Linked DNA regions of Homo sapiens: region 1 is linked to region 2. A link is a loop called in an ENCODE intact Hi-C map of the cell type or tissue named here. Cell type or tissue: ascending aorta. All regions are shown on one strand.

Region 1 (4,000 bases), 230 kb after region 2:
AGCTAATTTTTGTATTTTTAGTAGACACAGGGTTTCACCATGTTGGCCGGGCTGGTCTTGAACTCCTGAGTTCAGATGTTCCACCAGCCTCGTCCTCCCAAAGTGCTGCGATTACAGGCGTGGGCCACCGTGCCTGGCCTGTGCCTATAATTCAAGCCTCTTAGCAAGCTGAGGTGGGAGAATCGCTTGAGGCCAGGAGGTAGAAACTAGTCTGGGCAACATACTGATACTCTGTCTCTACAAAAAAAAAAAAAAAAAAAAAAAAAAGGAGATCTAATAAAAATATGACAAAATGAGACACAAAAACTCATTAGTCAGTATACTGGTATTTATATTAGCTTTTGCATTTTTTGTAGTTTGAAATATTTCATAGTTTTTTAAACAATAAAGATGCTTGGGGCCAGGTGCGGTGGCTCATGCCTGTAATCCCAGCACTTTGGGAGGCCGAGGTGGGAGGATCACTTGAGGTCAGGAGATCGAGAACAGCCTGGCCAACATGGTAAAACCCCATCTCTAAAAATACAAAAATTAGCTGAGTGTTACCGCGGGTGCCTGTAATCCCAGCTACTCGGAAGGCCGAAGCAGGAGAATCACTTGAACCTGGGAGGTGGATGTTGCAGTGATCCGAGATCGCGCCACAGCACTCCAGCCTGGGTGACAGAGCAAGACTCTGTCTCCAAAAAACCTCTCAAAAAATAAAAATGCTTGGCAATAAAAATTATAAAGCTAATTTTATTCTTTAATGTTTAAAATGAAATAGAATTTATCTCCCTCATTCAAAGGCTCTTAGGGAAATTAGCTGTTGTGATTATGTTAGGACTTACTTTGAAATTTGGTTTTCACGTAAATCCAGATTTTAAATATATGCTTTATTTAAAGCTGCTAAACATATATTAAACTTTAGGTTTAGTGAAAACTTTAGTAAAACCTTTATACAGAAAAAGGTTTGGTATCTTTTACAATAAACTTCCAGCTCGGTACAGTGGCGTGAGTCTGTAACCAGGAGGCTGAGGTGGGAGGATCACTTGAGCCCAGGAGTTTGAGACCAGCCAGGGCAACATAGCAAGGCCCTGTCTCAAAAAAAGAAAAAAAAATTCATTAATTAAAAAAATGAACTTCCTCTATCTAACCTAAAAAAAATTATAAGAAGTATTTGGACTGATTTCTAAGACTCTCCTCAGAATTTAAGTAGCTGATTTGGGTAAATTATAATTCTGTGATATGTAAATATTAATAATATATTTATCACATAAATTCCATTATTCTTTGACTTCCTAATCTTATATCCTAACATGTTGAAAATAAGTGGCTGAAATTTGTTTTCCCTAGAGTCTACATACCAAATTCTTTAGTGAAACAAACTTAAAAGATCTGTTGGATTATAGACATATTTTATTTTAACTAAAGATTTTGGAGGAATATTATTCCTTCAAAGATTAATGTTTGGAAATAAGCATACACTATATTTGAGAGCACAACCACAGAAAGCCAACTGAATAAAATATATTTTCCAAAATTATATATGTTACTTCTTATTTTATTTATCCCAAGTCCTAGAATTTAAGGCTAGAACTAACATTACAGTGGTAATAGTATTTGAAAGTACTGTGTTAAAAGCATATGATATAGATACTTACTAAAAATAAACTTTCCAGTATTAAAAAGAAAATTTGACATAAGCACCCAATAAACTATCATTGCTCCAATGAGAGACACCAAGGAGAAAAGGAGACTCGACCACTGCCCAAAGGAGCCGAAATAATGTCTGCAGACATCTGGATATTCCCAGCTAGTGGTATCCAACGAAACTAGATAAAATAAGAGAAAGAATAAAACTAAATGTTGAACATATATTCCATATTCATAATTTGTGTTCCCCAAATAAACTCAAAATATTTGGCGAAAGATTATGGGTATTCTATCGCTAGACATTAGAATATATTATAAGATAATAAAATTAAAACATTATAGAAAAATAAAAGAAATGTAGATAAAATAGTACAGATAACCTGAGAAACAGATTATAGTATCATAACATTTTATAATTCATAAAAGCAAGTGATAAACTAAGGTTAGACAAATGCATCAGTAAGGGCCAGAAAATATTACTTAATATTTGGCATATTCAGATAACAACATTGCGGAAAGTTTCTTGAGTCACACTTTCTACCACATGCCAATATAAATTTCAGAAAATTGAGTCAAACAGGCCGGGCACGACAGCTCATGTCTGTAATCCCAGCACGTTGGGAGGCCGAGGCACGCAGATCACTTGAGGTCAGGAGTTTGAGATCAGCCTGGCCAACATGGTGAAACCCCATATCTATCAAAAAATACAAAAAAATTAGCTGGGCATAGTGGCGCGCCTGTAGTCCCAGCTACTCTGGAGGCTGAGGCATGAGAATTGTTTGAACCTGGGAGGCAGAGGTTGCAATGAGCTGAGATCATGCCACTGCACTCCAGCCTAGATGACAAAGTGAGACTCCATCTCAAAAAAAAAAAAAGAAAAAAAACAAAAGAAAGAAATCAAATAATAAAAAAGTTAGAAAACATAATGTAGAAATAGAACATGAAAGTTTATCTTCTAGCAACCGAAGAAACAAATTACAATGAAAAAGACAAACAGGGCTGGGCATGGTGGCTCAGGTCTGTAATCCTAGCACTTTGGGAGGCTGAGGTGGGCAGAATGCTTAAGCCTAAGAGTTGGAGACCAGCCTGAGCAACATGGCAAAACCCCATATTTAAAAAAATACAAAAATTAGCCAGGCGTGACAGCGTGCACCTGTAGTACCAGCTACTCAGGAGGCTGAGGTGGGAGGATCCCTTGAGACCAGGAGGTTGAGGCTGCAGTGAACCATGATCCCACCACTGCACCAAAAAGAAAGTAATTTAAAAGAATACAGAAAGTATATATAAAATATTTTTAGAAGAGTATTCTTTAGAATAGCAAAAACTAGCAATGACTTTAACATAAGACCTAGGGCAATGATTATGCAAATACAATAGAGCTGCCGTGTGCAACTGTATACAATCATTAAGAGACACAAATGGTGATCGTAGAAACATAACATGTACTAAAAAATAGGTGATAAAGTAGAAGACAACTAAAATACAATATGATTAACTTTAAAAAGCATGTATTTAGAGATTCCTATCATTTAGGATAGAAATTTACATAAGAAAACAAAAAACTAAAACCATTTGCTTTTCCATGATAGGATTATTATATTAGTAATATAAACTTTTTGTTTTACATTTCAATGTTCAAGAAAGAATATAGATAAGTATAACCTATGAAAGAGTATTTTAATTGTCATCAAAGGATAATTTTACAGTCTTTTTTCCTCTATGATCCCATGCTTTGAACTACTTTGAAATAATTATGTTTGATGAATACAGAAAAACTGAAGTTCTGCCACCTTTGAAGCAAAATATGGCAGCTAGTACATGGCAGAAAGCAGTCATAAGCCTGAAAAGTTGGGGACATTAGAATATGAGAATTCACATCTAGATAAAGAACATGAGGACAATATCACTATCAAGAATAACTGTTTCGGCTGGGCACGGTGGCTCATGCCTGTAATCCCAGCACTTCGGGAGGCTGAGGCAGGTGGATCAACTTGAGGTCAGAAGTTCGAGACCAGCCTGGCCAACATGGCGAAACACCATCTCTACAAAAAATACAAAAATTGCCAGGCACAGTGGCTCACGCCTGTAATCCCAGCACTTTGGGAGGCCGAGGCGGATGGATCACGAAGTCAGGAGATCGAGACCACAGTGAAATCCCGTCTCTACTAAAAATACAAAAAATTAGCCGGGCGTGGTGGTGGGTGCCTGTAGTTCCAGCTACTCGGGAGGCTGAGGCAGGAGAATGGCGTGAACCTGGGAGGCCAAGTTTGCAGTAAGCTGAGATCGCGCCACTGCACTCCAGCCTGGGTGACAGAGTGAGACTCCGTCTCAAAAAAAATAAAAATACAAAAAATACAAAAATTAACCAGGC
Region 2 (4,000 bases):
ATGGCTTTATAAGGTGGAGTTTCCCTGCACAAGCTCTCTCTGCCTGCCGCCATCCACGTAAGATGTAACTTGCTCCTTCTTGCCTTCCGCCATGCTTGTAAGGCCTCCTAAGCCACGGGGAACTGGGAGTCCAATTAAACCTCTTTCTTGTGTAAACTGCCCAGCCTTGGGTATGTCTTTATCGGCAGCATGAAAACAGACTAATAAACCAACACTCCAAAACGTGTGGCTCCGCTTGTGAAGAGCCTCATGATAGTTTTATAAAGTGCACAAAGAAGACCTGGTCAAAACAAACGGAAGACTCTTCATTACACAGAGCCACATCAGGAACAAATTACAAGGTATGCCCATTTTTTCTTTTGTTTAAAAATTAATATTAAAAGAAACTAGAAAATTCAACATCTGTGATACTACTTAGGCATTCTTTCATTATCACTGAAGGGTGGTGCTATTGCCTGGATATTTGTGTTACCCCAAAATTTGTATACTGAATGCCTAACCCCCACAAGGCAATGGGATTAGGAAAATAGGACTTTTGTGGGTGATTAGGTCATAAGGGGTTAACCCTCATGAAAGGGATTAATGACCTAATAAGAGATCCAGGGGAGCTCCCTTGCCCCTTCCACTGTGTGAGGACATTCTACAACCTGGAAGAAGGCCCCACCATTACCCAACCATGCTGGCACCCTAATCTTAGACTTCCAGCTTCCAGACTGAGAAATTTGTTTTTTATAAACCACCCAGTCTGCTGCAATTGGTTATAGCAGCCCAAACTAAGACAGGAAGGATATATAACCATTTTTGGTTGAAATTTCTGAAACATTTAACTTCCATTAAAGGATCTAATTAGAATATCTCACCTTTAAAATAAATAATCGTTGAACGAGATATTTTTTGAAGCTGTTTTGATTTTGCCTTTCCTTGACTAATCTTGTTAACACTTCTTAACTGTAAAATGTTGTTATTGTCTCATAGCCTCTGAATATTCTATTGTTAATAAAGTAAGAACTTTTTTTTTTCCATTTTAAACTAGAGTCAAGGGGTTGGCTTGCAAGCTAAGAACATTTTTAAGGAGTTTTTTTTGTTTGTTTTTTCAAAAAAGAATATGTGACCTACAAAGCCTAAATATTTATTATCTGACCTTTCACTGAAAAAAAAAAAAATACCAACCCCAGAACTAGACTAACAACAGCAGGCTCAATGCAAAGAAATATACCTTGGTCTACTTATTTTGAAATAGTGCTTTTATGACTAGCCAGGCAAGCCAAATTGATTGCTCCACCTACATTTGATGACAGATCTGTCCAGAAGAACACTGGAAAGCAGGCCTCAGTTTAGTCTTCTTTGGGTTTTAATTTCACCATTTTTAGGATTCACTGAGGCACTAAATTTAGATCTTAAATCCCACCTCAAAATCAGACAAGGTTCGTAGGCTATGGGCCATGAGTTGTTCATCATTTGCCCAATGTTCAGCAATAATCAAGTTTGGAAAACATCACGAAGTATCAACAATGCTAGGAGGTATACAGTGAATGCTAAATGAGGGATTATATGAATCTTAAGGAAAGTGGATAGTATGAAAGAGTCTGAGTGGATTTAGATAGGTGGGCAGCACTGTCTAAACACAGGGCAGGGGCAAGGCCCAGATAAGAGGCATTTTGTGGCAGGAGGAGAGTCTGGCTGAAGCATAGATACAGGAATTTCATAACAGGCGGTGATATAAACAATCTGGGGTTACAGCCTCAATAGAAGGGTCTCAGGAAAAGTATTTTAACACTCCTCACTGTATTGAAAGAAAATACAGACTCATACCATGGCTGTTCTCCTGAATAATCAAATAAATTTGGAATCTCTGGCATTCAGCCAAGTTCACGGGGAGTCACTAAGCATATAAACTGGCTATGTGCAAAGCAGCCCTGCCCTGAGCTCCCGCAGGCCTGGGAGGTTTTCACTGATGCTGACACTCTCTTGGCACAGTTAAGTGTGCAGGGCTGCACTGGCTGCCAGAGAAGAACAATGGTCAGGGTGTTTTAAGAGCCATTTTTAACTAGAAGTTAATTTCTGGGTGTCAGGAATTGACAGAGAAGTTTTGGCTATCAAAGACTGTCCTAGGAGAGGATTTAAATGACTACGTCTCTACCCAAATCTGAGACTGACTCATGAAGCCAAGGTGCCCAGAGAAACAAGATGAGTCATTGCTCAAGGAATTCGGGGGTGGGGCTTAGAGGTTAAATGTTGTACATAGGCCAGGCGCGGTGGCTCACGCCTGTAATCCCAACACACTGGGAGCCCGAGGCAGGCGGATCACGAGGTCAGGAGATTGGGACCATCCTGGCTAACACGGTAAAACCCTGTCTCTACTAAAGATACAAAAAATTAGCCGGGCGTGGTGGCGGGCGCCTGTAGTCCCAGCTACTCTGGAGGCTGAGGCAGGAGAATGGCGTGAACCCGGGAGGTGGAGCTTGCAGTGAGCCGAGATCGCGCCACTGCACTCCAGCCTGGGTGAGAGAGCAAGACTCCGTCTAAAAAAAAAAAAAAAAGTTGTACATAAATGTAAAAAGCAAGGATCTGTGTATTCAGGGCTGAAATAAAAGCTGGGGCCTACATCCACATCAAGCAAATATTTCCACTACCTAGAGTCAGTAAAATGCAGTGCATGGTTGCTCTGGCCTGCTTTCTTCTCCAGAAAGGTCTTGGTCTACAACAAATCTATTTATCTAGGCTTCTTTTTTTGCCATTATAACTTTACATCTGTTAAATCAAACTAAAATCTGTCCTGAAAACCCCCTGCTCACATACTTGAGTTCTTCTGTACAAAGAACAACCTAATTTGGTAAGTAAGCAAACTGGGAGCCTGACTCAGGAATGTGCTTCTGTAACAGCAGCTGAGTCTCAGCCAGTCCCTGCAGCCATATTTCAACCACTCACAGCCATTCAAACCACGCTCAAATAAAGCTCCAAGGCCGAGCTGTAACCAATCCGGCAGTTTCTGCACCTCGCTTCCATTTTCTGTACTCACTTTCCTTTTTCTGTCCATAAATTCTCCCTGACCACTTAGAAGCAGTGGAGTCATTCTGAATCTGCAGTGACTCTGAGGGCTGCCCAATTTGAAAGTCGTTTCTTCCTTGCCCAGTGACACCCTTAAATTTATCTAAAGTTGTTCTTTTAACACAGTTGGTTCAAACTGACCCAATTACCACACTATGGTTGACATCATTTTCCCGAGTTGATATCCTTCATATGTGGCTGCATGTCCACTGAGCAGGCCTGCCACTGAGGCCCTCTATTATATCAATGTCATCCTCTCTATAGTAATTTTAATCTTTCACAAAACAGCCCTCAGTACAAGTTACTATTTGACCAATTACACAGACGTTAATGGGTGTTTTGAGAAGGGTCAAGGAAGAAGAGCAGAAAATGATGAAGTATGGAATATGTTATAGCTGAGAATTTTCTTTAAAATTACAAACAGTGGGTCAAAGTTATGTGTCAGTCACTTCCAGAATGCCATTTTACTTCCAGAGATCTGCATGAGCTGACCTTCAAAATAAATGGACTAGGGTTCAGACCAAGTAATCAATCAATCAATACAGCATGGGATCCTGATTATCAAGAAACCCCACAGAGCTCACAGAACTCAGCAGCCCCCTCCCAAGGTGCCTATTCCCTCACTTGTAAAACAGTGGCAGTCATCCCTCATCTTTTCATGGAAATTTAGTCAAAAATAAAAGTAGTGTAAAATGCAAATCATCATCAAGATCAATCAAAACTCAGATTTCTAGATTTCTCATAAAGAGGGACTTGGACACTAACACAGACAGGTGAGCGAAAAACAAACCACAATAGCTAGTGAGACAAAAGCTAGACCTAGTGAGGTCTAGCCCAGGGCATACAAAGCACGCCCACACATTCAAACGCCCTTCAGTCCAGTCACAGGCCCATGCTCTGGGAAGAGCTCTCAGGATAGTAACGGCTCTAGCTATTGCTCAGCCTTCCGGGT

Evidence for each region. Peaks named below come from ENCODE experiments on the same cell type or tissue, not always from the same donor. Only the 100,000 strongest peaks of a DNase experiment are listed, where the experiment ranks them.
Region 1: a loop joins it to region 2, with 1.9 times the contacts of the local background. A loop is called at or near these places in 1 of 110 quality-filtered maps.

Annotation. Positions count from the first base shown.
Region 1 is chr5:55,663,056-55,667,055 of GRCh38, forward strand. SLC38A9 (solute carrier family 38 member 9) reads right to left here. Exons shown (of 16, transcript NM_173514.4): 8 at 1,638-1,808. Among named protein-coding and RNA genes, the nearest start is that of SLC38A9, 47 kb to the right of the region's middle. In ascending aorta, no CTCF peak of the experiment used is centred here; a DNase peak (open chromatin) is centred at 2,226; H3K27ac peaks cover 1,244 bases.
Region 2 is chr5:55,436,376-55,440,375 of GRCh38, forward strand. The region is part of intron 4 of PLPP1 (phospholipid phosphatase 1); the gene reads right to left. Among named protein-coding and RNA genes, the nearest start is that of MIR5687, 71 kb to the right of the region's middle. RefSeq lists an enhancer at 1,762-2,589. In ascending aorta, no CTCF peak of the experiment used is centred here; DNase peaks (open chromatin) are centred at 649, 2,236 and 2,906; H3K27ac peaks cover 4,000 bases.